4 separate regions of the Mus musculus genome follow, and all the other regions are linked to region 4. A link is a loop called in an ENCODE intact Hi-C map of the cell type or tissue named here. Cell type or tissue: heart. All regions are shown on one strand. Links, peaks and the distances in the headings refer to the core of each region. The heading gives the core; the rest is flanking DNA. Region 1 has its middle 6.5 kb from the start of n-TDgtc16. Region 2 overlaps Anks1b (ankyrin repeat and sterile alpha motif domain containing 1B). Region 3 holds the start of Tmpo (thymopoietin). Region 4 has its middle 16 kb from the start of 4930534H03Rik.

Evidence for each region. Peaks named below come from ENCODE experiments on the same cell type or tissue, not always from the same donor. Only the 100,000 strongest peaks of a DNase experiment are listed, where the experiment ranks them.
Region 1: it touches region 4 in a loop (2.9-fold over the local background); 15 of 42 quality-filtered maps call a loop at or near these places.
Region 2: a loop joins it to region 4, with 3 times the contacts of the local background. A loop is called at or near these places in 5 of 42 quality-filtered maps.
Region 3: it touches region 4 in a loop (5-fold over the local background); 14 of 42 quality-filtered maps call a loop at or near these places.

Annotation. Positions count from the first base shown.
Region 1 is chr10:91,185,020-91,192,396 of GRCm38, forward strand. No RefSeq gene overlaps it. Among named protein-coding and RNA genes, the nearest start is that of n-TDgtc16, 6.5 kb to the left of the region's middle. In heart, for the core only: a CTCF peak has its summit at 3,073 (motif pointing left); a DNase peak (open chromatin) is centred at 3,062; H3K4me3 peaks cover 1,271 bases; H3K27ac peaks cover 2,093 bases.
Region 2 is chr10:90,725,109-90,732,485 of GRCm38, forward strand. The region is part of intron 17 of Anks1b (ankyrin repeat and sterile alpha motif domain containing 1B); the gene reads left to right. Among named protein-coding and RNA genes, the nearest start is that of Apaf1, 350 kb to the right of the region's middle. In heart, for the core only: a CTCF peak has its summit at 3,810; no DNase peak of the experiment used is centred there; H3K4me3 peaks cover 566 bases; H3K27me3 peaks cover 2,442 bases.
Region 3 is chr10:91,167,306-91,174,682 of GRCm38, forward strand. Tmpo (thymopoietin) reads right to left here and starts at 4,314. Exons shown (of 4, transcript NM_011605.3): 1 at 3,733-4,314. The coding sequence starts at 4,008. In heart, for the core only: a CTCF peak has its summit at 3,403; DNase peaks (open chromatin) are centred at 3,456 and 4,476; H3K4me3 peaks cover 4,290 bases; H3K27ac peaks cover 3,169 bases.
Region 4 is chr10:91,232,875-91,240,251 of GRCm38, forward strand. No RefSeq gene overlaps it. Among named protein-coding and RNA genes, the nearest start is that of 4930534H03Rik, 16 kb to the left of the region's middle. In heart, for the core only: a CTCF peak has its summit at 4,105 (motif pointing left); a DNase peak (open chromatin) is centred at 4,197; H3K27ac peaks cover 811 bases.

The DNA of each region.
Region 1 (7,377 bases), core at 960-5,959, 48 kb before region 4:
CACTGACTGCTCTTCTGAAAGTCCTGACTTCAAATCCCAGCAACCACATGGTGGCTCACAACCATCGGTAATGAGATCTGACGCCCTCTTCTGGTGCATCTGAAGACAGCTACAGTGTACTCACATATAATAAATAAATCTTAAAGAAAAAAAGTGATTATTTGCACAAAAGTGAAAAAGCTAAGTGTGTCTTGTTAATATGACTGATTCAAGGGCATGTGGGTCTTTGAAGAAACCATCCTAGGATTTGGGCTTTCATCCTGAGTGAAATGCCATTAGAGGCTTTTGAAGTTAACTAATTACTTTTTGGAGACAGGGTTTCTCTACATAGCCCTGGCTGTCCTGGAACTCACTGTGTCGAGCAGGCTGGTCTTGAACCTACAATCCATCTGCTCTTTCCCTCACCTCTCGTTCTGGGATCAAAGGCTGGTTTCACAGAATTGTGAGCAGAGAATGGCGTGCTCCGACTGCTGATTTAGAGTCTCTGAGGCAGCTTTGGTGGTGCAAGCCTGTACTCCTAGGCAGGAGGCAGGAAGATTTCAAGCCTGGGGCATAGTGAGATTGGGCCAAAAAAGACAAAGAAGCAAAGATAGACAAGAGAAAAGAGGCAAAAGGTGGAAGGGGTTGAGAGGAGACTGTAGGGAGTTTTGCGACAGATTTGCTGTGATAAAACACTTTGATAAAGACCAATGCAGTGAAGGGGGCCTTGTTTTATCTCACATGTCCAAATGATTGTTCCTCATTGAGGGAATCAGGGCAGGAGCTCAAGGCAGGACCTGGTGGCAGGCTCTAAAGCACAAACCGAGGATGAATAAATACTGCTTTCTGGATTGCTTTCTGCCTCCCTGCATAGCTGGTTCTACATCACTGGCCCACCTTCCTAGGGATGTTGCCACCTACAGTAGGCCAGGCCCTCCCACATCAATTATTAACCTAAATCTCTCCTCCTCAGGGCCATAGGACAAGCTGATCAAGGTAAATTTTCAACTGGGAATCCCTCTTCCCAGATAACTCTAGATTTGTGTTAGGTTGACAGTAAAAACTAACATCGCAATATAACATGATGGTTTATATATTTATCTTTTTTTTTTGTATAGTATAGAATAGAGTTTATTCAGGACATGGGGATGGGGAGTTAAGAGGGTAGGGGCCTGGGTTCTATTCACAGAGCCTACACAGTGGCTCATAACTGTCTGTAACTCTAGTTCTGGGGATCTGATCGTTTCTTGTCTTGTGTCCAGTCTTAAGGCAAAGCCAACCCAAACCTGATGCCCACCCTGACCTAAATCAAGCAATCAATCAATCAGTCAAATCAATCACTCTACCCTCTACTACCACACTCTGGGGACTCATGCTCTCTCCCCTGACAGATTGGGGTGGTAGTGGTGGTGTCAGTTTTCAAGTTGTTGGGAAATACAAATTCATTTTGGGTATGTGGAGGTGGGATAGAATAACTTCTACTTTGCACTTTGTTTATTTTATTTTTTATTTTTTTGTTTTTCGAGACAGGGTTTCTCTGTGTAGCTCTGGCTGTCCTGGGACTCACTCTGTAGACCAGGCTGGCCTCAAACTCAGAAATCCGCCTGCTTCTGCCTCCCAAATGCTAGGATTAAAGGCGCACGCCCGGTGCTCTTTGTTTCTTTTAAAAGCAAAGCAAAAGTAGGAAAAAACAAAACCAACCAAGTAAGCAAGCAAGCAATAACAAAAGGGTCTAAGGAAAAAAAAAAAAGCTGTCTGTAGCATTTTTGAGATTTTGTTCTCTTTTATCAGCAAAGTGTTGTCAGAAGAGTTTACCCATGATCAGCCTGGTGTGGTGGCTCACATCTTTAATCCCAGCATCTCAGAGGCTGAGGCAGGAGACTCGTCTGAGTTTTCAGGACGCCTTGGCTACAAAAGGAGAGTCCATCAGACAAAGATAAACAACCAAGCAAAATCCCATAAAGTAGTCAGAAAATACCACGCAGCTTTACTCTTTATGCATTTATAAATACCGAGAGAAGTTGAAAGGGAAGAAAGTAATCTGTTAGAATGTGCGGATCTGGAAGGCGGGTGGTGGTGCGCACCTTTAGCTGCTTGTACATTGAAAATTCTAGGTCAGACAGGGCTACACAGAGAAACGCTGTCTCAAAGCGGGTGAAGGGGCGGGAAAGAAAAGAAAAAGACGAATAATGTTGAATTAAAAAAAGAAAAAAAGAAGGGGGAGGGGGCGGGGAAGACATGACTACTTCCAAGTATGGCTGTGGAGGTAGGTTTATTGTAGGTAGGAGAGAGAGCACTGCCGGAGGTATCTGAAAGTGTCTGGACTGAATTGGGTCAGCAGAGTGGACCGCATTATGAGACGCATGAGAAGGGAGAAGAACGAGAGAGGGAGTGAAAGAGAGGAGAGAGACAGAGCAGGAGAGAGTACCAGGAGCCAAGAGAGCCAAGTATACCAAGAGGGCACGAAAATGTCTTGAGTTATATAGGGAAGAGGAGCTAGCAGAAGGGAAGCAAGCGAAGCTCAGGTGCTGGAGGGGTTTTAGGGTCCGGGATAGGGGTGAGAAATGCTGAGAAGAGCAAGGCCAGGCCTCTGCAACAGGTAGCAAAGATGCTGAGAGATACTGGGAAGAACCAGGCGGCCAGCATCCGCTTTGATATGTTAATAGGCACCTCAGCCGTTTGTCCAGGGTTTCTTTGAGATCTTATTTAAAAAAAAAAGTGCGATCTGTATTTCCGAATTTTCTACTAGATACCTGTTATTATCCTGAGCTGAAGAGTTTAAGGTTACTAATATGAGGCAAAACAAACAGCTCAGGTGTCCTTCCTTAGCTCTCTGGTTTTGTTTTGTTTTTTTCCTACTGTGATTCTTTGATTCTTGTTTCCTCATTATTGCGCAGCTTAAGCTGTTTTTCTAGCCCCCAGCCTGGCAAAGAAGGGGCAAAGGCGAGTGAGGAATTGAATCCAACCCTGGGCGGGTGGCTTTTCCCGGTGTCCCTTTGTCTCAAAGCCGAGTGTTCCCGGTCTTTTGTTCTCCGCAGCCAGCAGGATTTGAGATTTAAAGAAAAACAAGAGCCGAGTCTCCTTGCGCCCTCTGGTGTCCCAACGAAGTATAACCAGATAAAATCCACAAATATCGCGGCCATTTCACACAACCGAGATGCCCAAGGAGAGGAGAACGTCAGGAATCTTGGATGAATCACATACCAACAGAATTTAGAAGTGTGGATACGGATTAAAATGAACAGCAGCAGCAGCAACAACAACAACAGTAACAACAAAAACAACAGTGCCTGTGATGCAGATATTTAGGAGAACTGTAGAAGCTGGGATGTGCCAAGCAGCTCTGGGTTTGATTTCCACTAATGTTAAACACAAAACAAAACCTACCAGTAAACAGCACAGTTCTCAAAGCATTTGGCAAAGGATTATGGGTACTAGAACCAAGAAAGTCTAGAAAATCCAACGTAAATCACTCTTTTACCAATTCTTTTTTCTCTATTTATTTGCTTTTTTGTTTTTCCCAGACAGGGTTTCTCTGTGTAACCTGGTTCTCTTGTAGCCCTGGCTGTCCCAGAACTCTCTCTGTAGACCAGGTTAGCAAGATCCTCCTGCCTGTGCCTCCCGAGTGTAAAGATTAGAGTCGCGAACCACTATCCTCACTGCAACCTGTTTTTAAAAGCCAGCAACATTTCTGAGCTGTGCATTTGGAGTAGGAATAGAAGCAGGATTTTTTTTTTCTCTTGACTTTTGTTTGTTTAAATTTTCCTTGAGGGTGAGGGTAGGGGTAGGGGTAGAGTATATATATAGAGAGCTTAGTGGTTAAGAGCACTGACTACTCTTCTAGAAGGTCCAGGTTCAATCCCTGTGTCCACGTGGTGGCAGACAACTGTCTGTACTCCAGTTCTAACAGACATACACACTGGCCCAAACCAGGCAACATATTGAAAAGGTCAGCTTAGGAACTTTGGGAAGGTCATGAAACACTTGCCCCCCTGGAACCGAGAGGCTAATTAACATTCCTCAGACCACAGGGTGGGAACTGAACTTCGGGTGAGGACACATTCGGCAGGACTGACTGTTGCCCACTTTCAGACTAGGGAAGTCCTTTTCACCTCATTCTCTAAAGACCAATCAGTTTAAAGGGTGCACTGTCCCACCAATCATATTGTGCCTAGTTGCTGATGCTCTATTCTACCCTTGGAAATCATAGAAAACCTCACCTGTTGCTGGGGCACCTCTCCTTCCGGTCTGGGATGACCCCAGTGCACTGGAACAATAAATTCCTCTTGCTTTTTGAATCGATCCTGGCTCCACATGGTTCACTGAGGGGTGCCGGGTAAGCTAAGTTTCCCCAGAGTCTTACATTATCAGATAAAAGTAAATACATCTAAAAAGCTTTTTAAAGTTTGGCTGTCCTGAAACTTGCTCTCTAGACCGGGCCAGTGTCGAATTCACAGAGATCTGCCTGCATCTGCCTCCTGAGTGCTGGGATCAAAGAGTACTGAGTGCTGGGATCACTCCTGGCTGGTAAGGTTTTGCTTTAAATGTTTGGTAGGTAAGACTATAGTAATTAAGTGGCACCGTAGTTGTCTTTGGATAAGCAACACAACACAGACATAATGAAACTAAAAAAGTACCCAAAAGGTACATAGATAAAACTTTTCTCTGCGGTTCTCTCTCGGCTGACGTCAGGGTTGGCTTGGCAGTTCACCAAGGTCTTCAGAAGATTATAGTTTGTCTTAGTTTGCTTCTTTGTGGCTGTGATAAAACGCCTTGACCAAAAGCAACTTGGGAAGTTAAGAGTTTATTTGGCTTAGAAATTATGGTCTGTTCATGGCAGGAATCGGAAGGAAGGAGCTGATGCAGGGGCCATGGAGGGGTTCTGCTTACTGGCTTGCTCAGCTTGCTTTCTTATGAAACCGAAGACCTCCTACCCAGGAGTGGTACCACCTACAATGGGGGCCGTTTCCATATCAATCATTCATCAAATAAATGCCCCATAGAGGTGCCACAGGCCAGTTGGTGACGGCAATTCTGTTCTTGCAGTTAACTCAGGTTTGTGGGATACCAACCAGAACTAACCAGGAGGCTGCTTCTTATTCTTCTGGCTCTTCTTTTGACCTTTTTTCAAGACAGGGTTTCTCTGTGTAGCCCTGGCTGTCCTGGAACTCACTTTGTAGACCAGGCTGGCCTCGAACTCAGAAATCCGCCTGCCTCTGCCTCCCGAGTGCTGGGATTGCATGTGCCACCATGCCCCAATCTTCTTTTGACCTTTAACCCATCAATGTCTCCTTTTTACAAATGTCATTTTGTGGTCACAATATAATTTCTGCGGGCAATGAAGACACGTTTTCAAGGTTGGCACTTGAGTGGAAAGCCAGCCCCAGCAAACTTTCCAAATTCACCCATTTAGCAGCAAGGAGGCTTATCCAGAGTCTGGCAGGTTTCTCCTTGTTTGGTCAGCCTGTTACTGGGGAAAATGAAGCAAAAACCAAGCTTTACATTAGATATCCCAAGTATCAGATATTTACATTATGACTTATAACAGTAGCAAAATTACAGTTATGAAGTAGCAACAAAATAATTTTACGGTTGGTGGTCACCACAACATGAACTGTATCAAAGGGTCACAATATTAGGGAGGTTGAGAACCCCTGATGTGGAGCTCTGTGTTATTTTTAAGTATAGTATAATTCACTTTTTCCTTTGAGTAATGAAAATAATTTAATCATTTTATGTGTGTAGTGGGGGGCTATACCCAGAGACGTAAACACTGTGTAACTATCTCAAAGTCACCCAAGCTTTATGAAGGATACTGTTCACATCCTTACTCTTTTTCAAAAGATTTAGATCTATTTAGTAACTTTGTTGCAACTTGTTTCATTTTTTTTAATAGTTGCATTTATTTTTTTTTCTCTTATTGGAAATAGATTATTCTCTCACATATTATATCCTGATTATGGCTCCCCCTTCCTGGTTCCTCCCCACCTGTCCTCCAATCCAGATCGACCTTTTCTGTCTCTCCGTAGAAAACAACCAGGCTCTTGGGAGGCAGAGGCAGGCAGATCTCTGTGAGTTCGAGGCCAGCCTGGTTTGCAGAGCAGGACTCAGAGAGACTTCCAGGACTACACAGGGAGACCCTGTCTTGAAAAATCGTAAACAAACAAACAAACAAACAAACAAAACACGAAAAAAACCAAACAGGTTTCTAAGGGATATTAAAATAAAATATATTAAGGTAAAACAGACTAGGACGGAAACAGACAAACAAAACGGAAGGAAAACAGCCCAGGAAAAGGCACAAGAAACAGATTTAGACGCAGGGAGCCACTGATTCCCACATTCAGGAATCGCATAAAAACACCAAACTAGAAGCCGTAATACATACATGAAGGACCCGCTTCTCTGGCCAGAATGCAACCTTCCTCTTTTTAAAAAGAGGTTAAGCATAGTTTTGTGTTTATCTGTAGGGTGAATTTTCTCCGGAGCAAGTTCAGGCACGGGGTTCCCTTCCAGGGTTCCCTGGCAGCGTAGTGGTTTTAGAATGGAAGGCCTTGTTTATAACAGCAGTGGAGATGGGGCTGACGTGGTAGTTGTTTTAGGACTATGAAGGAGAACTCGTATTTTCTAGTCTGTACTAATCCGAGTTAATGCTGTGTCGCTCGTTCTCGTTAAAGTAGCATTCACTCAGTTCCTTCTCAGAAGCCTCAGTCCAGAGGAAAAAAAATTATCTTGTCATTTATTATTTGAAATACATCCCAAAATATCTTTGTTACCGTTTGTCCACCCCTCAGCCAGTATGTGGTGGGGTTGTCAGGAAACTTGGCTTTGGTGTCCTTCCTTGGGTGTCTTCAACGGAGCACAGAACAGTGCCTAGCACTCAGTGAATGCTTTAGAAGTATAACTAATCGATACATAGATTCATCGCTGGGAACTAATCGATGCATATAGATTCCTTGCTGGGTGCCTGGCTCCTTGCCACCTGAGCAATTGGGTTCTGTTAACAACAAATATGAAGGAATGGTTTTGGGGTATACAACTCACGGTGCCTGCCAAAACACACATTTGAGGCTTAGATAGATTCTGTCAAGTTGTTCCCCACAGGAGATGAGGTGGTTTACACTCCCACCAGCAATATGTCTGAGCATCTGTCTCCCTAACCTTCATCCACATGGTGTTATCAAAATTTCTCTCTGTGCCAATCTGGAAGTTTTAATTTGCATCTCCCTTATAATAGAGAAGTTTGAGCATATTTCCATGTTTTAAAGCAATATGCAATTTATTTACTGAGAACCGTTTATTTTTATCCTTTGCCCATTTTTTTTTTCTGAGGCAAATATTGGCCTTTTTCTTATCAATTTGTGGGAATGCAGATAGTTACCAGATTTTCATGTGTTT
Region 2 (7,377 bases), core at 801-5,800, 510 kb before region 4:
TGATGTCATCCTGCTTGTGTCCCTCTCAGTGGGAATTCAGAACATTCCCAGAATCCTCTGCCAGCTTTCCTGTTACCTTTTATTAGCCAAATCATATTGTGTGGCCTCCACCAGCAGCAAGAGAAACTGGAAGGGTAAAAAGGCAATTAAAAAAAAAAAAAAAAAAAAAAACCTCTATAATGAAGGCAACAAGCTCAACGGAATCCTAGAATGCTTGTCATGCCAGTCAGATGTCAGTGTGTGTGCCACAGGTCATAACTGTTTAGACAGGATGGGAAACCACGCAAGGGCTCTAACCATTACGCTTTCCTGTGCTGCAGTGATACTGGACATTCCTTGATGAGTAAGAGGGACATGGATCTGTATCCGTAGACAGACACACACAAACCATCCACAAAACACAGGATTTCAAAATCCCCTAAATGCTAAAAGATAGAATAACAGATCTTCAAAATGTTTAAAATGGTTAGCAATTGCTTGATATTATTTTTATGGGCTGCAAGAACCCCTGCAGCCAATGTATGGAATTAGTCTTCAGTTGGTTTAAAGATTAGAAGACTTAGCAATACAATTATTATATTACTTATACCGTTATATTCCCTGTTAAAATATCAATGGTTTTTATTTTTTAGAGAAGTAGACAAATATTCTTATAAAATTCACAAATTATCAAGATGATTTTTAGGAAATAAAAAACTTGAAGCATTGTACTTACTATCTGGTCTTCAGATAGGTTGCAGAGTAATGGTGATTCAATCTGTACGTTGCTAAACTGGCCAGCGGTGCAACCCTGTAACCCTAGCATGCAAGAGGTAGAGATGGAAGGATCAAGTCCATTGCCATCCTTGGCTATATAATGCATTCACAGCCATCTTTGGGTGCATGAGACCTTGCCCCCAAAAATAGAGTCAAATAATCAGTTATAATGATACTTAACTTTTAGAGATCTAATGTATAACAATGAGCTGTAGTAAAAACACAGCATCATTTGCTTGATCTGTGCTAAGAAAGTAGATCTTGTGCATTCTTCATTTTAAAAGGAGATTAACGTGTGCTGTGGTGTTCTGGCTTGGTTGTAGAAGTCATTTCCCATTGTATATCAAATTAATCACACTGTGGGCCTCGGATGTAGCTTTTATTTGTCCGCTCTATTGATAAAGTCAGAAAACAAATGCACAAGGCTAGAGCTAGCACATGATTTGACAATCCAACTTTAGGATATTTATTCAAAATCACTGAAATCCAAATCTTAGAGAAATACATAAACAGGCTCCATTTATTTCCTGTGGCTGTGGAAAAAAAAAAAGCCTGCCAAGTGCAAGTTAGAGGAGGGAGGGTCTATTTTTCCCTCACATTTCCAGGCTACAGTCATCTAAGCGGGGACATCACAGCATCAGGACCCTGAAACCATTGATCATATCACACCCACAGCCAAGAGAAGAGAGAGATGAATCCATGACCCCCCCAAACCGGTGCCCAGCTTACCCTCTCTACTCACATCATTCAGGGTCCCCTGCCCAAGGACTAATACTACCTACGTGGCTGTCTTCCCACTACTGATATAATCAAGATAACTTCCTACAGACGTGTCTATAGACCAATCTGATATATACAGTCCCTCCCCGAGACTGTCACAATGAAATGCTTCTCAGTGAATGTATGCATAAAGTGTCTGTGTGTGTGTGTGTGTGTGTGTGTGTGTGTGTGTGTGTGTGTGTGCGGGCGCGCGTATGAGCGTGTGCATGCACACATACCACATATGTAATGAAATATTAGTAGGTCTTGGAAAAGAAGGAATCCCTTTTTTACCATCTATGGAAAGACATGACATAGGTGAGCCTCGAAGACAATGCAAAGTGGAATAAGCTGTAGAAAGGACTTAATCATATGTGGTTTTGCCTTTGTGAGATTATCTGAAATAGTTTAATGCACACAGTTGTTCAGTGGTGGCTGCTGGGATATGGAGTAAGGCGTAAAAAACTGCTAGTCAACAGGAATAAAATTTCAATTAGTTAGAGGAATGAACTCTAGAAATCTTCTGCAAGTGTTGGGACCCTCGTTAGCAATACTGTCCTGGATGCTTAAGAAGGTTTTAAGAAAGTTAACCGGACAAGAAGTGTTCTTTGCTGTGATGGTTTGTATATGCTTGGCACAGGGAGTGGCACTATTAGGAAGTGTGGCCTTGTTGGAGGAAGTGTGTCACTGTAGGGGTAGGCTTTTGAGACCCTCTTCCTAGCCACATGGAGACAGTCTGCTCCTGGCTTCTTTTGGATTGAAGACATAGAGCTTTCAGCTCCTTCTCCAGTGCCATACCTGCCTGGAAGCTGCTATTCTCCCGCCTTGATGATAATGGACTGAACCTCTGAACCTGTAAGCCAGCGCCAATTAAATGTTGTCCCTTATAAGAGTTGCCTTGGTCATGGTGTCTCCTCACAGCATTGGAAACCCTAATTAAAACATATGCTATGATAACACTAAATATTATTTTAAAGAAGCCCTTTGGCCCTACCACTTGCTCCAAAGAGTGATCGCTCATTGTTCCTGAGTCTTGCTCTGTGCTGGCTGCAGCCACCTTTGTGCCTGACTCCTCCTCTGCAGTGGACTACAGCAGCTTTCTAGCTAGAGTCTGGATTTCTTTCTCACTGGCTGCCCTACCATGTCAGATGCAGCCATAGACATGGAAGAGGAGGAGGAGGAAGAGGAAGAGGAAGAGGAGGAGGAGGAAGGGAGGGAGGGAAGGAGGAAGGAGGGACAAAGAGGAAAGAAAGAGGAAACGGAAGAAGGAAGCTGTTGAGGATGTTGAAGATGGACGAGATGAGCTGAAGATGGAAGTACTAATGAGAAACATGGGGAGTAGGGGGCAGACAATGAGATTGATGTGGAAGAGGAAGGGTGGGATGGAAGAGCAGGAACTGTTAGTAAACTCGGGAGCAACAGTTTGCACATCACATGCTTCTAATGACAGACCGCCAGGTCCATCCATGTGCCCTTCCCAGGCAGTGCTAGCCACAGAGCACACTCCTAGCCTGAAGCCACCATCTGCCAACTATTTCAACTACCCACAAGTCAGGACAGAAACATCTCTCTGCACCCCTTATGTCCGGCCTTTTCTTCTGATGCCTAATAATAAATAAATCATGTGTAGAAGGATGTCACCTTTGACCTAGCAGCCGAATTTGCTAAAACGTTGTACTTTGTAACCTTTTGTATTTCACCAAAGTCCTTTCTCCCAGAACACTTATTTCTCCGACCCAAATTACAGTCTAATATATGTAACATCTGCCATGACTACCAAGATACAGAGGCCGAGCTGGCTCAGTGACAGGACACTGGGTACAATGTAGCCACATGAGCTACTCTGTTCCAAAAAGTGAAATTGAATGTAAACCCAGTTTATGTGCCCAGGGATTCGCGCAAAGGTCACAGTGTAATTCGTCAGCTGTGCTCTGTGGAGTTCACCCTGCTCACCAAAAGGCTGGGCTCCGCGGTGGATACAGCTGCCAAGCTGTTCACCTTGCTCGTTGACTTTCCTGGAAAATTGAAAGCTTCCAGATGCCTATCGGGTGTCTTGTCTCTGCAGCCAACTGACTGTTGGTGCTTCCTTCCGCTTGCAGCAGTATGCTGGGGGCTTTGGGGGGGTGGCGGGGGGTTGGCAGACACGGGCTTCCCTTCAGGAGCCAGAGACAGCTTTATCTGTTGGAGATTAACTATTACTATTTCTGCTATGACCCACAAGGAGACCGCAACCAATGATCTCACTTCAAGGCTTCTGTCAGCGCTGTAATTCAGCAGCGGTGGCCGAAGGTAAAAGTTGTGTGCAGTAATTGAAATGTCCACTAGGTGGGTCTGGTGTTCTTCCAACCAGAAAGCAGGCGGCACCAGGAAGGCTGGCTCCATCTTTCTTGTTGCAAAGGTTTAAAAAGGGGGGGCCGGGGGAGGGGGGCTGGAGGAGGGGGGCTGGGGGAGGAAGGGGAGTAGGAAAATGTGTCTGGGGCTGTGGTTTTAATATTCATCCTAGATTACATGGGATGGATTATTGTTGGTAGCCATTCATCTGAGCCCATGAAGATCGTTCCTTGCCTCCTTTTTACATAGATGCATGTGAAGCCTACATCTATATTTTAACCTTATTTTTTTTATGATTAAGAAACCATATTAATTGATGTCCCTGTGTTCGGATGGCATGCGCGCTGCCATTTTCTCATCGCTGCTTTGACAAGTCCCTTCACCACCAAAGGCACAAGTTTCCAGTAAAATGATATATTTTTCTTTTGTGAAGCTTTTCTTCCATTCAAAGCTCCACGGTTGTGTTTAACATTCCCAGCAGCTGTTCTCAGTGTGATCTTCAGTAACCTCTGAAAAACATGATTCAGGTTTACAGAACTCCTCTCTTAATCCTTGTCAGAAAACCTCCTCTTACACTTTAGGGTACAATAGTCAATAAAGCGGACTTTTAAACCACCCCGGGTCACCCCGGCTTAAGAGACCACTTCAAATTCTTAATCTGTTTTCCAGTTTCGCATTACTTCCTCCAGCTCGCGTCGAGCTTATGTTTAAGTATCATCATGAAATGTCAGATGTTTTCCTGCAAAGCACTGTGGGAAAATCCCCATGGTGCCAAACACAGTGCTGAGTTCTCAGAGCAGGCAGGACAGGTGACAGCTGTTCTCTTCCCACCCTACCGGAAACAGGCACAAGGACAGGTTCCATACAGAACACCAGACGCAGAATCCACCTGCCCTTGAAAACACCAACCGGGAGCAACTAAGAGGTGTTGGTAAGCATCAACATAGATCACTTGAAAGTCTGACTCCTTTTTTCTTTTCCTTCATTTTAAGTGAAAAGAAGCATGGTCAAATCTCAAATGAATATTGAGATGAACCGTTTCAGCATAGAAGCTTAGGTGCCTTTTGGTGCTAATTATATGACAACATCTGAATGGCAAAAGACTAAACAAGATGTAGCTCTCTGAGGCAGCGGGGACAGCCAGCCCTAAGCATTTTCTAACATAAGCCAACAACCTTGAAAAAGCTGATAACAGGAAAGTTATCATTGTTAATACTTGATTTTTAGTGACAGGGTATAATTAGTTGTTTTTATTAGTTCAAACAATTCAGAGTAGTATAGAAAGGGAGATTCTTTGTAATTTTGTTGCCATCTTCTTCCCACATAGTTATAGTCTGTGAATAAAGAGGTAGCAGGTAACCTTGTAAGAATAGATGGATGGTATATGTCTTTCAGTAATTCTAAATGGCTGTTTATTCTAAATATTCTAAAAATTCTAACTGTGTAGGTCATGCTTCAAAAACTGGTAAGAATGCATTTAGTAAGATGTCATGTGTTTCTTTTTAAATAATGAACACAACATCTCTATTGTGCTAGCCTTTGTATATGTGCAGTTCTTACTAAACATCTACCCGCTCTGTCAATTCATATCCCTATTAAAGTTGATCCAGGCAGCATACCAAGAGATATGACAAGCAAACCCTGCTTAGCAACCAAGCCATAGTCCCCAAGTATATCAAGGTCTTTACTCGCATATTGCTTAATATCATCTGTCTCAGCTGGTCTAGTTGGCAGAGCCCTTTGAGCTGGTGGGGATGTGGTAAGAGTAGAACATAGACTTTTGGTACCACCTTCCTGAGGTTCTGTCTGGGTATTCAGCCTAGACAGTAAAACGGACCAATCATGTGGCTTCTGATTCCTGAGGATTGCTGACCTTCATTTTGTAAAGTGCAGTATCCATCCCTTCATATATGTCTGGATTTTCCAGTTGTTCTCTGACCCAAGTTACTCCATCTGTGCAGAAACTCGATAGCACATAGGAGATCCACAGAGTAAAAAACACTGATGCAGTTGGAGTCCATTTCAGCTATTCTAGTTAATAACCATAAAACCTTGAGCAAGTCATTTAGCTCCTTTGTCTTTTGCTTCCTAATTTTATAATAGTTGGGATATTCATATATGTTATTAGAAACTCTAGAACATAGTAAACTCAATGTATGTTAGCAGTATCTTCAACATAGTGATGGTCATAACATTACTAAAAATGAGATAAATAAGAAAATGTATTCAAGGGATTTTTATATTTCAAAATTTTAAATATAAGCCATATGTGCTGGGGAATCAGTTTCGTGACTAATATAGCAATTACTATTTCATATAACCTCTTTGATCCACTTACTTAGAAAATAAGACATGTTATATATTAATTACCATTTTCTTTGTAATTTCCCTAAGCACTGTGGATCAAATTTCATTTCTCCAAAGCTCTAAGGCCTAGAACCCCAGAATGTGGCTGTGCTTAAAGATAAGATCTTTAAACAGGCAGTGAGTTAAAATGAGGCCATTAGGGGTCGGCTCTACTCCAAGATGACAGGCATCCTTCTAAAAAGAAGAGATTAGAGAAAAATCCAAAATCACAGAGGGAAGGGTTTGTGGGGGCAAGAGAGTAATAAACATCTGTACATGCAGGAGAGCCACCCCTGCTGTCACCTGCTAAATAACCTTACTCTGCATTACTACACACACACACACACACACACACACACACACACACACACACACACCACTAATCGCTGGGACAATTTTAATAAGGCAAAAGTTCCAATCTCCATAACTGCTAGCCTTCTGTATTAAAGCAGATTTTTCAACCTCAGGAAGCCTCCACTATATCTATCATGAGAACACTAATAACAATCTTGTCTGTCTTCTAGGATATTCTGAGAATTCACCAGCCATATGCGTGTGGTCATGTATCACTTAACGATGGGAATTCGTTCTGAGAAGTGTGTCATTGGGGAGTTTCATCGTTGTACAATAGTCACAGTTTACTTAGCACAAAGGAAAGCAACTGTGACATCACTGTGATATGTGATCTTCTGGGACCACTGTTGCACACATAAGTCATCACTGACTGGTGCAGTGCTCAACTATGTAGACCCAATTAAGTGATACACAACTATGTGCATGTGTGTACTCACGAATCCCCACAATGCCCTGCAGTGCGGGCAGAATCATCATTATTATTTGCCCCCATTGTAAAAATGATGGAAGCTTCATGTGGTTTATAGTCAAATAATGAGGTTTAAAAGTGTGCTGTAAGCTGGGCGTGGTGGCGCACGCCTTTAATCCCAGCACTCTGGAGGCAGAGGCAGGCAGATTTCTGAGTTCGAGGCCAGCCTGGTCTACAAAGTGAGTTCCAGGACAGCCAGGGATACACAGAGAAACCCTGTCTCAACTCCCCTCCCCACAAGAGTGTACTGTATACAATCAAAGGATGCAGCTGTAACCTAGCCACCCAAGCACACACACCCACACAAAAGCACTTTAAAAGCAGGAGCATTATATAAAGCAAGAAAGTAGTTTAATTAATTA
Region 3 (7,377 bases), core at 984-5,983, 66 kb before region 4:
TCCAGTCAGAGCTGTGGGAAGGAAGCCCTGTCTTAAAACAAAACAAGAAGAAGCACCCACCCACCCACCCACCCACAGACCATCAGCACAGGCAGTGGGGCATACCTCAGCTCCCAGCACACGGAGCCCGGGAAGAGGATCCTAAGTTTAATGCCAGGCTGAGCGATACAGCAAGAATTTCTGTAAGCAAATAGACAACTATGCATGCCTGAAGTTCCTTCCTCCCCTGACAGGCTCACCAGGAATGTTACTATGCTCCGCTGGATCCCTAACAGCGAAACTTTCATGCTTGGCACGCTCTAACAAAAAGGCAGATTGCCAACCCCACAAATGTGTGCTCTTGTGTGTACTATCTAGGTGATTTTAACACCTAAAAATACTGCTACCAAGACAGATAACTAGACGCCTAAATCTCCCCCCCCCCATACCACAGGACCCATCATATGCATTCAAGGTAGAATTCTATGATGGTAATACATATGAAACAATCATATCCTTTTATGGAATTATCCTTAATTTAAAAATATTCACGAAGGCTGGGCATGGTGGAACATCCTACTATCTAGCTCACAGGCGACCAAGGCAGGAAAAAAACAGGGGAATAACTTTTATACAAGCAATCAAAAATGTTCTACATTTCTTCTGAAATTCAAGATACCTTCCCTATGCTGCACTTTAAAGTGGTAATTTAATTCCTAAATCAGAACTCACTTTATTCTTGTACTTGTTTCCAATATTGGTTTCTCGAGTAGTTGATACCACTGAGTCCAATCAAGACATTTATATTTAAAAAGATTTAAATAGTGCAGGTGGAGAATACACACCTATCATATGAGACCCACTGAGAGAAAGAGCCCCCACCATAAAGAGCTGGGTTGGAGCCAGCATCCAAGGGATATAGCAAGAACTGTGTCTCCACCAAGTGCTGGGCATCAATGCTCCTTCTGGAGCATCCGAAACTGTCCTCTACTCTTGTACGGCCTAGCCCCATAGTAAGTGCTCACAAAAAAGGAAGGATCTTTCATGTAAGTTGAGCTGGTAAGAGGAAATATGACAATTTTTTTTCTCCTGTTTTGTTTTGTTTTGTTTTGTTTTGTGTGTGTAGCCCTGGCTGTCCTAGAACTCAGAAATCTGCCTGGCTCTGCCTCCCAAGTGAGCCACCACTGCTGGGCAATTTTTTGTTGTTGCTGTTTTAAAGATTTATTTATTTATAGTACACTATAGCTGTCTTCAGAAACAAGGGAAGAGGGCATCAGATGGTTGTGAGCCACCATGTGGGTGCTGGGATTTGGACACAGGACCTCTGGAAAAGCAGTCAGTGCTCTTAACCACTGAGCCATTCTCCAGCCCTATCAGCTACTACATTTTACTTAAAGTGGTTGTGTGTGTGTCTGTCTGTGTGTGTTCACATTCTGGTACAGGTATGTGTCTTCCACATCTTTAAAAAAGACATGCCACTGGTGTGCCCAGCTTTTTATGTGGGTGCTGGAGATCAGGTCCTTGTGTTTTCATGACAGGTCATCTCCCTAGCCCCCTGAATGGCTTTAGCCCACAAAAAGCATGGGACTTTGCCACTACACGAATCACTGAAGAAAATGTAAATATATACATAAAGGCGTTTTTCTTGGCTATAAAGAATAAAATCATGCCATGTACAAAAATGGATGAAAGGAGATTATGTTAAGTGAAATTTGCCACACAGACCCAGGCATGGTGGCACATACCCACAATCCCAGTACCCGGGAATCAGAGACAATGTCATCCTGGGCTACAGTGCATTCAAGCACAGTCAGGGTCACAGGACATCCTATCTCAATCCCCCTTCCAAAGACAAATAAATATTCTACCTACACACTCTAATATGCTGGGTCTAGATTTAGGAAAAAATACATGACATGTAAAATTGAAGGGAGTGCAAGGGGACTAATGTGAAGGGAGAAAGGGGTTGGGAGCCACGGGGGAACTTGACACACGGGTAAGTAAAAAGTTAGGAGGAAACCCATTATTTTGTAGAATTGAAAATACAGTAACATGGGGGCCCCAGTGTTCTTAAGCTGGCTGCCCTTCCAGAGGACCTTGGTTCAATTCCCAGCACCCACATGGACGCTCAACTCCAGTTCCAGGGGATATGGCACCCCCCAGACACATGCAGGAGAAACACCAATCAACAAACAACAAAAAATCTTCAAACACACACACAAACAATAACATGGTATGTTTGCCCCCACAGAATCCACAAATAGGAGACACCAAAGACAGTAGGCTGGTCAATATTTACTTGGTTTTAGGCAAGAGCTCAAGTAGCCGAGGACGGCCATGGACTCAGGGATTACAGGTGCCCGACGCTGTAATTCACGGGGCTAATGCTTACTAGACACTGATTTGTGCCAATCGTTTGTTTTTTCGAGACAGGGTTTTTCTGTGTAGCCCTGGCTGTCCTGGAACTCACTCTGTAGACCAGGCTGGCCTCGAACTCGGAAATTTGCCTGCCTCTGCCTCCCAAGTGTTGGGATTAAAGGTGTGCGCCACCACCGCCCCGAGATTTGTGTCAATCTTAAAACACTTAGGCATTGAAAGTTAAGGGTAAAAGTTTTCTCAACTAAATCCACACATGCGTTTGATGTAACTTTCACTCTTGTTCGAGCAGTCAGGAAACAACCCACTTTTTTTTTTAAATTATCGCAAGACACTCTAAACTTTCGAAGAAGCAAACAGCTTGAGGTGTAGTTCCCGGCTAGTACATACAAAAAAGAGGCTTTGAGTTCAATTCCCAGCACCAAAACGAGAGGCAAACCGCGATACCAGTCAAAACATTCACATGCTTCTCGAAGATTTAAAACACTCCAAATCAACACTCATAACTAATTTTTAATGACTTGAATTCTGTTAACTAAATATAAACCTACAAAATACTATTTAAAACGTACCCCCAAAAAGCCAGCAACCAAAAAAAAAAAAAAAAAGGCAAAATGATACACACCGGCAGGAACGCATCTTACATCTCACTGGCCTGAGGCATTCAAATTCAAATACTGATACATCAGTATGTCATAAACTTTTCTTTTTGCTTCCGGATCTTTACTTCCTCCAGCAAAAATCTTACAACGATAAAACAAAACGCTCACTAGCTGGGATTCTCCAGGATGTCTACGGGAACAAACTTTTCCAAATGCAACGTACTTAAAACGTCCCGTTTACAGTACAGCAAACCCACTTAAGGCGGGGCCTGATGACTGGAAGAATATGACACGCGAGGAAACAAAACGGTTCAAAAAGCCCTCCATCTGTTTAAAAAAAAAAAAAAGTCAACAACATAAAAAGGCGGGAATGCCTTTATTTAAAAAAAAAAAAAAAAAAGGCCAGAAATGACTATGTCGCAAACTGCCCTCCAGGGAGCGCTCTGACACTGTTGCGAGTCACTTCGGCGCTAAAGCGGGAAAACGCTACAACTTCACCTCGCGCGCCGGGGGCCAAGCCTGTCGGGCTTTAGAAAACGGCTCGGAAGGCCGCGTCTACACCCACTCCGGACCGTGCACCCGGCCCGAGCAGCCAAGCAGCACAGCCGGGGCGGCTCGCACCGAGGACTCCCCTCTCCGCGCCTTCCCCGGCGGCCTCGCGATCGGGGCGCCGCCGCGGGCACGGGGAACCCCGCGAGGGGGCCAGCCCCGCCGCCGAGCACGCGCCGCGGCCGCCAAACGCCCGTCTCCGCGGCCCCGGGGGGGTTCGCCTTACCCTGCCGACGGCGCCGCGGCCGCGACCCACGGAGGCCCCGGAGCCGAGCACCGGCGTGGGCTCGCGCTCCTCGTCGCTCGAGAAGTCGGGCGGCCCTTTGCTGTTGGCTCCCGCGGCGAGCGGCGGCCGGTTGCGCGCCGTGAGGTGCTGCAGGTAGAGCTGCACGTACACGTCCTTGCGCTGCTCGCCGGCCGGGAGCGTCACGTTGTTGGCGACCAACTCGCTCTTCAACTTGTCTTTGGTCAGGACCGAAGGGTCCTCTAGGAACTCCGGCATCTCGTCCCCCTCCTTCTCTCCTCCCCGGCCCCTCACAGTCGCCGCCGCCGCTGCTCACGCCGGCGCGCTCGCTCGCTGGTCCCGGGGGCTGCGCCCGCCGCCTCGGGAGATCCCTGCCCCGGAGCGGCGCCGCGGGCACGGCACAGAACTCGGGACACAAAACCCAGGTCCGGCCCCCGCCACAAAAAGCCCCTGGCGCACGACTGGGGAGCAAGTGCAGCCGAACCCGGAGCCCGCAGCGAGCCGAGCCCATACACAAGCTAGTGCGTGGGGTGGGGTGGGGGGAGCCTGGCTCGCGCACGCCCCAAGAACGCGCGCCGCCATTGGCGGGCGCCCGGAGGAAGCGCGCCACCCATTGGCTGGGCGGCTCGCGCGGGTTCCAGCCGCCGCGGCGCAGGGCGAGAGGTGCAGAAACGCAGTTTAAAAGGCGCTCGGGCGGGAGCTCGGGCGCGGGGCCCGCTGTTTCCTCGGCTCTCCGCCCTTCCCCTCGGACGCTGATAAGGGATGGGCGGTACTGGGTTTGCACGCTGTTTCCCTCTCTCCTGGCCCCCTGCACCGGAGAAGCCTCGTCCCGGCCTCGATCGCCTTCGGACGGGCGGAGTTCTGCGCCAGCTCTCTTGAGGACCCTTTGCCCGGGCCTGGCTCCTTCCCGGGACACCGAGCCCCCCTGAAGAATGGCGGCCGACTGGCCTTGCCCCCTCCGAGTGCTGGCCCTGGAGGGGAAGCGTGAAAACCAGACAGGCTGTGGTGCGGGATGCGCAGGAAGTCAAATCCCCTCGGTTCGCAAACGCTTCTTTTGTCTGGAATCTAGGGAAAGCCAGACTTCCACAGCTGAAGGTTTCCATACAGCTTTAGTTTGTTACAAAATTGCATTTTTAAGTCTCCCTTTGCCTTCTTTTACCAAACCCTTTGGTTTCCATAGTTCTTGGGGCTTAAAACAAATGCCTTCTTTGTATTTTTAAGCCGTCTAGGTTAAGACCCCCACCCCAAGCACCAAGGATTTCCCCTAACTTCATCAAACCTAATGTTTGGTAATGGAACAAGATGAAACGCAACATTTAGAAAGTCTCTAGTATTCAACTTTATGTGCCTGTAGTGGTGCATACTAATTTTTTAATTTTAGAGGGAGCCAGGAACCCTGTAAAACTCATGCTGCTGATTCAAGTTAGCGTCTCAAATGTGCCACAGTTCTGTTTTCTGGAACACAATACTGACCAGAAATGTTTCCTATTAACAAATTACATATATGGGCGAACATGATCAGAGTTAAATTTATGTAAAAAGTCCGCAATAAGATGTGTAGTTAATAAACGCTAATGAGCCGGGCGTTGGTGGCGCACGTCTTTAATCCCACCACTTGGGAGGCAGAGGCAGGTGGATTTCTGAGTTCGAGGCTAGCCTGGTCTACAGAGTGAGTTCCAGGACAGCCAGGGCTACACAGAGAAACCCTGTCTCGAAAACAAAAAAAAAAAAAAAACAAAAACAAAAATAAAAAGCGAATGAAAGCATGTATAGTGTTTCAATGTATCTAGGGTTTTGAACAATGTGAATGTCTACACAGGAAATGGTTCAGGACACTGCTCGTGAGAGGAAGCAGCTGACCTCAGATTCAGAGTCTCTTAATCATTCCCTCAGTGTCTTAAGCTCTAGATTATGTTCTATAAAAAAGCCTTAAATTTAAGCATGAACAAAATTAAAAATATGAACAAAAATATTTAAACTGTGCTTACCTATGTCTACATGGTTAAATTGGAAGACGTTGAAAAGCAAAACCCTCAGTAAAAATGGACCTATAAATCTGAAGATAGGTTTTCTTTTGTGTTTTCAAGACAGGGTCTCTCTATGTCGTCCTGACTCTCCTAGAGTTCACTATGTAGACCAGATTGGCCTCGAACACAGCTCTGTCTACCTCCTCCTGAGTGCAGAGATCCAAAATGTGTGCCACCACTGCCTGGCAGAACATTATTTTCATGATAGATTATTTTCCTAAAGGGAATTTATTGTGTTAATTCCCCCTTTTAAAAACTCAACATTAGCCGGGCTTGGTGGCGCAAGCCTTTAATCCCAGCACTCGGGAGGCAGAGGCAGGTGGATTTCTGAGTTCGAGGCCTGCCTGGTCTACAAAGTGAGTTCCAGGACAGCCAGGGCTACACAGAGAAACCCTGTCTTCAAAAACAAAAACAAAAACAAAAAAGCATTGTAAGTCTTGAGCCCAGCACCCGTGAGGGTGAGGCAGAGACAGGCCCATCTCTGAGTTTGACCATAGCCTGGTCTACATAATGAGTTCTAGGATAGCCACAGGGCTACACAGAGAAACCCTGTCTCCACAAAACAAAACAAACCAGAAAACCTTCAATATTCACATGTGTTTAAGCAACAGTATTGTTAATCTCGTAATGTAAACTAAAAATAATATTCTACCAGCCTGGTCTACAAAGTGAGTTCCAGGACAGCCAGGGCTATACAGAGAAACCCTATCTCCAAAAACAAAAACAAAACAAACAAAAATAATGATGATGATGTAGTAACAAGTTTTTTTGTTTGTTTGTTTGTTTGTTTTTTGTTTGTTTTTTGTTTTTCAAGACAGGGTTTCTCTGTATAGCTCTGGCTGTCCTGGAACTCACTTTGTAGACCAGGCTGGCCTTGAACTCAAAGAGATCTGCCCCTGCTTCCTAGGAGCTGGGATTAAAGGGCACCACCACCACATTTATTCTCATTCTTATTTTGTTTTTTGAAGCAGGGTCTCTCTGTGTAATTGCCCTGGCTGTCCTGGAACTTGTTTTATAGACCAGGCTGGACTCAAACTCACAGATACCTGCCTGCCCTTACCTCCTGTTTTTGGGGTGTGTGTGTGTGTGTGTGTGTGTGTGTGTGTGTGTGTGTGTGTGTGTGTGTTTTTGGTGTGTGTGTGTGTGTGTCTGTTTTCTTGATGTGTGGGTATGTGCAGGCTCCTTGGGAGCACAAGGGTGCTAGAATCTCCTGAAACTGGATTCACAGACAATTGTGAACAGCCTGATATGTGTGCCTGGAAGCAAATTTAGATCCTAGAAAAGAAATGCACACTGCTCTCAACCACTGAGCCATCTCTCCAGCCCCGGAGGTGGTTTTAAACCCAGTAGCAAGCCCAACACTCAATCTGTGTTTCACAAAGAATTGCACCGTGGATGCCTGAAATTGTTCCCTAAGCAAAAACTTCACTTCATCTGTTGGGTTGCCTCCCCCAACTTAAAAAAAAAAATTCCCTGGACACTATCAATAGGGGGATGCTTGAAGAAACTAAATTTCTCAGGAGACATGACTACTGTCATCAGCTATCAAAAATTTTGCTTTTCTAGACTTTTCTCACCAAGTGACTGTTGGAGATGCCCG
Region 4 (7,377 bases), core at 1,302-6,301:
TGTATTTATGAAATCTAATTAAATATTTATGTAAATGGATGTGATGAGTATGGAAAAAGAATTGCTCCCGTGAAAGCCAAGTGGAACGTGTTGAAAGAACTCAGTGCAGGTGAGACCGCTAAAGTTTAATGAGGGCGAGACAGTGACATCAGGATGCTGCACTCATTGTTATAAGATCAGTTTACAAAGTATAAACTTTAAGAAACTAGATGGGAAGTGCTGATATATATATGGGTTTGACTTAGGTAAGAAGTCAAAGCATTTTTTTTCTTTTTTTTCATTTTTTTATTATCTGTTGTGAATTTCCCATCATGCACTCCAGCCTCATTTATCTTCCTGTCCCTTCGAATCTGCTCTCTGCCTTCATTACCCTCCTCCCACCAAAAGAAAAGAAAACAAACAAACAAAAACCAAACCAAACCAAAACAACAACAAAAATCTTGTTGTGGCAGCTGTAGTGCGTCACAATGTGTCCCACAGTCTACCCTTTTGTCCACACATCTTTACTTGCAAATGTTCATGGTAGTGAGGCATTGGTCAAGTTCGAGGCCTCTGGCTTCTGCTACGCTATCAAAACTGACTGTTCACTGGTGTTTTACTCTTGGATATCCGGTTGTTGCCCTGTATCATGATGATCATGCAGCTTTAGGTCAGCAGGACTGGCCCTTTCAGATTCTTCAGCAGTTCATAGATGGTGTAGATGCTGGGGTGGGCCAACTTATAGCCCTGGATCTGGGCCAGGGTGGTAGTTGACTTGGTCAGCTCGCCAGCTCTCTGGCACCCACACCACCAGGGTGAACTCTCCAGCACCACTCCAGTTAGCTCACCCACTGCTGAGAAAAGGGCAGCGCCAGTTCTCCTGCTCTTATGCCCTTGGGACCAGTTCACCCTTTACCACACCAGTGGGGCAAGTTCTACTGTGCTGCCCAGGTGAGGCACAGGGTTCACTCTTCCCAGTGCTGCAGCAGGTGAGAGTCAGGACCGGCTCTCCTGCTCTCATGATCTCATGGGCAGCTCTCCTGCCTGCCACAGGTAGCTAGGGGCAGGGGTAATTTTTCCCTTGTCTAAACCTCCATATTAGAGATGAGTAGTGGGCCAGGTATCCAAAACTCATGCACTCAGGGCCAGCTGGCCCTCACGTCCACCACCAGGGCCATCTCTACTGTGCTGCCCAGGTGGGACACAGGGTTGGCTCTCTTGGGTACTGCAGCCAGCTCTTCCACTCTCATGACCTTGGGGGATTGCAAAGACTCCAATGAGGAAACTCATATTTAAAAAGCCATTAGTTAAGGCAACACTAATTAGCTAAGACAGCACTAGATGCTATACTAGACAAACCTGAAGTCTCAATGACTTAATACAGTAAAGATTCCCAGTTATGTTAAGTTCAATGGACATTCCTGACTAATGAACACTGGGCTGCTTCCATCTTTTGGCTCTGTCATTTCCAACCTGTGGATTTTAAGGTGGCTGTGTTCTTCTGCGTTAAGCACAGATGAGAGAGAACATGTAGGGTCCCTTGTGGGGCTGTGGCTGTGGCTCAGTGGGTTCAACACTTGTGGATGTATGAGGACCCAAGATTGGATGCCTAGAATCCATAAAATTCCGGGCATGGTAGCACATGTCTGTAACCCCAGAGCTCCTACAGCGAAAGGGGAGGGGTGAGGAGCAGGAGAATTCCAGGAAGCTCACCAACCAGCTAGCTCGGCATATACATTGCCAAAGAAGAGACCTCATCTTAAACAAAGTGGAAGACAAGGACCAACACCCAAGGCTGTCATCTGAATTCCACACATCTGCTGTGGCATGCACACACCCACGTTCTCAAACACAAACATTCATGCCACACATACAGAGAAAGTAAGGAAAAAAAAAAAAAAGACAGACTGAGTCTTCTGTCCATTCGTCTGCAGGGCAGACCTGGAAAAAGGCTTTATCACCTGGATTTGAGTTTCACTGTTGAAGCACATGCAACAACAAAGCAAGCTGGGACTTACAGTTTTGTCATGTGCCCTTGAAGAAACGGAGACAAGGAGAGGCCACAACACGCCTCTACATGCCAGTTCCTCAAACTGACAAATGAAATGTTACAAAACCTTTAAAGAATGTACACTTGTAGTGACTTCCCATGTCATTAGGAACCTTTTGAACAAATCTCTTACAAATGTGTTTAGAAAAGAAAAGGACAATTATCACCATGTAAGGATGCTGGGGAAACTATGGAATGGCTGATGCCAACTAGAATGGACACCTGACTCACAAGGATGATGTGAGCCCTTCCCATGTGTGCTTCTCATTATAATCTTGGATTTTGCAATTGAAAAAATTCAAAAGTAGGTGTCCTTCACTTGAGGCATGGTCTGGCTGACCAATCACATTTATACCAAACATTTAGCTTACATCTATTCTTCTTCTTCCAGTCTTCCCTCTAAACTGTGGCCCTGAGATGGCTTTTAACTCAACATTCTTATTGAGCAAGGAAAATGGACTTAAAAAAAGATATTTGAATTTATGTGCGAGTATGGTGTGTACGTACATGCTTGTGTGTGTGTGTGTGTGCCCACAGAAGCCAGAAGAAGGCATTGTCCCAGTAGCTGGAATCACAGGAAGTTATGAACTGCCTGCTGAAGGTGTTGGGAATCAAACTCTGGTCCTGGTGCAAGAGCAGCAAGTACTTTTTACCTGCTGAGTCATCTCTCTAGCCCCAGAAAAATGGACTTAAAATTATTATGTTATTATCTTTGTGGTTGTGAATATTGAGCTTAGGGCCTGGGCATGCCAGACTCTCTCACTACAAACACTCTATCCTTATACTCAATTCTTTACCTTTGTCTTTCTCTCTCTAGCGTAGGGTTTTATCTTAGCCTTGTACATTCTGGGATTACAGGCATGATCTGTAGTGTCCAGCAAAGGATGATTTTTTATGTGAGTATTTATAGAAAGAGAGTTGAAATTGACTCAGGCTAGGATGATTTGGGCCACATGACTGCTCTTATACTAGTCTTGGTGACCAAGGCTTGACTTGTGATGACTGGTTTGGTCAAGATCTGCATCTTTCCAGAGCTGGGGATCTAGTGAACTTTTCTGATACCCTGGAAGCAGAGAGACAGGGAAATGTTGGGTATAAGCTATACCCTGTGAAGGCATTCCTTCAGTGACCTGCTTCTTTCAACCAAACACTATCTCTTAATCGCCCATTTAGCATAGCTGCTAGGAATCAAGACCTCAACACATGAGTCTGTTTCCTGGGGTGGCAGTGGAAGGCTTCATATTCAAACCATAGCATCCTCCCTTGCCAAAACAGAATGGAAAACTAAAAGAGCCAGGTGCTGGCAACTGGTGTTCTAAACTACTCACGTAAATAGTTGGCTATTTCAGAATAAATCAGGCTCTTTGGAAATCTGATAGAGCTGCCCATTCATGCTTGCCATCTAAGAAAGAAGATTCAGGGGCCCAGAATGGTCAGTATGTTTCTTTAAGGACACTAGGTGTGACTAGGGACTCCTATCAAACTGACCCTGGACTTGGAAAATTCTTTTCCAGTTAAGTCTATTCTTTTTACGTGCTATTGTAATCTTAAAACAAACAAAAAAATGAACAAACAAACAAAAACAAAAATACCATAATACAAGCACTGTATGGGGAGACCCTGAAGGAACCAGAAGAAACCTGCTTAGTGACAGGTGCAAGTGGCGGGTGTTCTTACATCGCCTGGAAGCCTGTAGTCGCCTGGAAGCCTGTAGTTAGTTATGCCTTCTGCAGAAGTGATTTATGATGCATTGGAGTGTTTTTGCATCACAAACTCTTTGAAACCTGAGAACATTCTTATTAAACAGTAGATTGAAAATAATATCAGCAGGATTCCAAGAAAATTCAACCGAAGTACATAATGTTAGGTTAAAAAAAAAAAAAAGAAATTCAGGTTTATCAGCTTTAAAATGCATGGTATTTTATTTCCCCACAAGAGACCCTTGGCATAGATACCTCCAGCGTTATTGATAACCTTCAATTATAGATTGCCACTTCCCTAGATCATGATTTACGGGGCTTACAGAACTAAAACCAAACTCTGTGATGTGGTTCTGAAAACTGAGGCCATCTGGTGGACATTTAGAAAGTCTCCGATTTCTGAAAGCCAGTGTGTGCATTCCTAACACCGTGGCCCCGCTGGCCTTGAAAGCTAAGTTTGCCTCTGGCACATTCGTAGGTATTTCCTGAATTGGAGTAAGTCCAAGATTCTGCTGCCAAATGCAGATTCCATTACACACTGGCTGCTTAGCATTGCCAAAGGTTTTCTTTCTTCTATCCCTTTCTCTGTCTCTCCCTTGACCCTTCTATCGAATGATTCTAATCAAGAAAGTTTAGGAAATTCAAACAAATCTGTATCGGAACAAGTTGTTACACAGTCATACGATGGGGTAAGGACCATGGAAGGAAAGACAGCCGAAAGTTTTCACACTGCATAGTTAGTCTGTGTGCTCCTGTACGAAATGCCACCTGTTAACGGATACAATTCCAGGTCTTAGAACGAAAAGGGTCTGATGGGAACTGAGAGCATAGGGTATTTGTGAACGAAAGCAAGGTCAGGTCTGAAGGACAGTATATAGATATGGGCTTTTGTACTTTTCCAGTCTTTGTCTTTTTGCATGCTATTAATAAACAACATGGTCAGTTCCCGGAAAACACACCGATCCTTGCACAGATGAAGGCGGTATGGGAGCCTGGCATGGCTGTCCTCTGAGAGGCCCCACCAGCAGCTGACTGAGACCGAAGCAGATACTTACAGCCAACCATTGGACTGAAGTTGGGGACCCCGACGGTTGAATTAGGGTGGGGAAGGACTGAAGAAGTTGAAGGGGAGGGCAGACCCCATAGGAAGATCAGCAGTCTCAACTAACCAGGACCCCAGGGAACTCCCAGAGACTGAGCCACCAACCAGGAGTATACACAGGCTGGTCCAAGGCACAAACATAGCAGAGGTCTGCCTGGTCTGGCCCCAGTGGGAGACTGGAAGATGTGCTTGATCCTCAAGAGACCCAGGGAAGGGGGAGGCCTGGTGGAGGAAAGCACCCGCAAGAGGGAGGAGGGAGTGTGGGAAACAACTGAAATAAAAAGTAATAAAATGATAATAATACAGAAAGATATGGGGAGCAATAGGAGAATCGTATTTTCTAAGAATCTCTCTTTGCCTGGACAAAGCTCTACGTAGAGATGAGAGGCCACTTGAATTGTGACTTGATCTACAACAAGCCAACTTATCTTTGTGTGGCAAAGATATTTCAATACTTAAGACATGAATGACTTTATCTTTCCAAGTTGCAGGTTTACAGATTCTGCTCCATTCAGCTTGTTAAGAAATCCTCGTGTGTATACCTGTAATTCTAGCATTCTACGAGGCGGGAGGATCAAGAGAGCAAGGCCATCCTCTGCTACATAAAGAGTCTGAGATCAGCCTGGGATACAAGGAGACCCTGTCTCAAAAAACAACTCCAAAGCCAGATCACTCTTATTTGAGTTTACATTATCTATTAACTTCATAAATCAGAGTCTGAATTTTTTAAGTTAATGTATTGATTTCCTGTTGTATTTTCTGCAAAGACAAAAATTTTATTCTTTAAGGCTGAATAAAACTACATTGTGAACACATGGCACCTTTTACATTTATGTTATCATTAGTTTTTTGAGAATTTCACAAATAAATACTGTATTACATCACTTTCACCCCTATTCTCCCTCCTCTGGCCCCTCCTATGTTCCCCACAATCCCTCTCAAGTTTATGACTACTTCCTCTATTATTATTACTATTATTATCACTATTATTATTTTAACTTTTTTCTTACATTTACTTATTTGTAGAGCAGAATACATGGTTGGGAAGGTGGAGAAGCAACCTCCTGGGTTCTGCGTTGTGGATTTTATTTGTTTGTTATTTATTTGTATGAGTGTTTTGCCTGCACACACACACACACACACACACACACACACACACACACACACACACATATATATATATATATATACCTGTGCACCATGTGCACACCGTGGCCTTGGAGGCCAGGGGAGGGTGTCGGAGCCCCTGGAACTGGCTGCTGGGAATCAACCTTAAGTCTTCTAGAAGATCAGCTCATGTTCGTAAACAATGAGCCATCTCTTCAATCCCCTCTTTAATTGTTATCGTTATACATAAATTACACACATAATCAAAGTATATGTATAGCTTTCTGCATAGACTCACACAGCCTGCTGAGTCTGTTTATTGTTGCTCTCATGTGTTTGTGCTCAGGAATTAGATCGCCTGTCAAGGGACTCATTCCTGGAGAAGACTGACTCTGACTGACTCTCTAAGCAGTCTTTACTTGGCTGTAGCTCTTCATCTAGAGGTGCTTTGTGAGATTTTTTTTTCCTTTTCCTTTTTCCCACCCATGCTGGCATGTCAGCTGGCTTTGCCACTGTGTGTAGGTCTGACTGAGGCAGCCATGCTGTTACGGTTGCATGGTGCAGCTTTTCTGTCATCTGTAGAAGATACTATCTCAGCCGACACCCTGGTCCATTCTGCTCACTCTTCTGTGATGTACCCCGAGTCTTAAGTGTAGGGGTGTGCTTTGGATTGTTTCCATTGGGGATGACCATGCTACAATCTGTTGTTCTCTGGGTTTTGGCCAAGTTTGGCTTTCTGGGATGGGAAGCTTCTTTGGCGAGGGGTGAGACCGACACTGTCCTGTGAACATAAGTGTTTAGAACGCAGTTAGGAACCCTGCTGGCTCAGGAATGATAATTGATGCATGTTCTTCATCCAATCATCTTGTTAGGAGAAATTTGGGATCCTCCTGTAGCTGCCAGATGATCCAGAGAAATTGGGGTTCCCCTCTTGGGTTCATAGTCTCATTAATAAAATAATTTAAGAAAATCCAGGGCAGGAAAGCTGTAAATCTCAGCAGCTGTCTGGAAGAGGAGAATGGAGAAGGAAAAAAGCCACATAGTCTGAGTTAAGTGGGCTTGGAGGGCTATATGGCAGCTGGCAACCATGTGGCAGGGAGGCGGCTTTAAGGAAAGATTGAGGGAGTCCAGAGTACCAGAAACAAACAAACAAACAAAACAAAAACCCCAAACCAACCAACCAAAAAACAAACAAACAAAACTCCTCAGACGTACTTAGGTTCTGGCCAGTATCAGAAAGAAGGATACAGGAAAACGAGAAAGGAAAACGTGGGACTCAGAAAGGTGAACCCACCTAAGAGATGTCATGGCCATTTGTAGGTACCACATGTACTCAGGAATATTTCAGGGAAGAAAAAGTGCATTATTTCATTAAGTGACTGGTTATTCAGCCTATCTCTAGCATGGCTTCAGGGGGCCTGGCCTTTCTAACGGGTGTC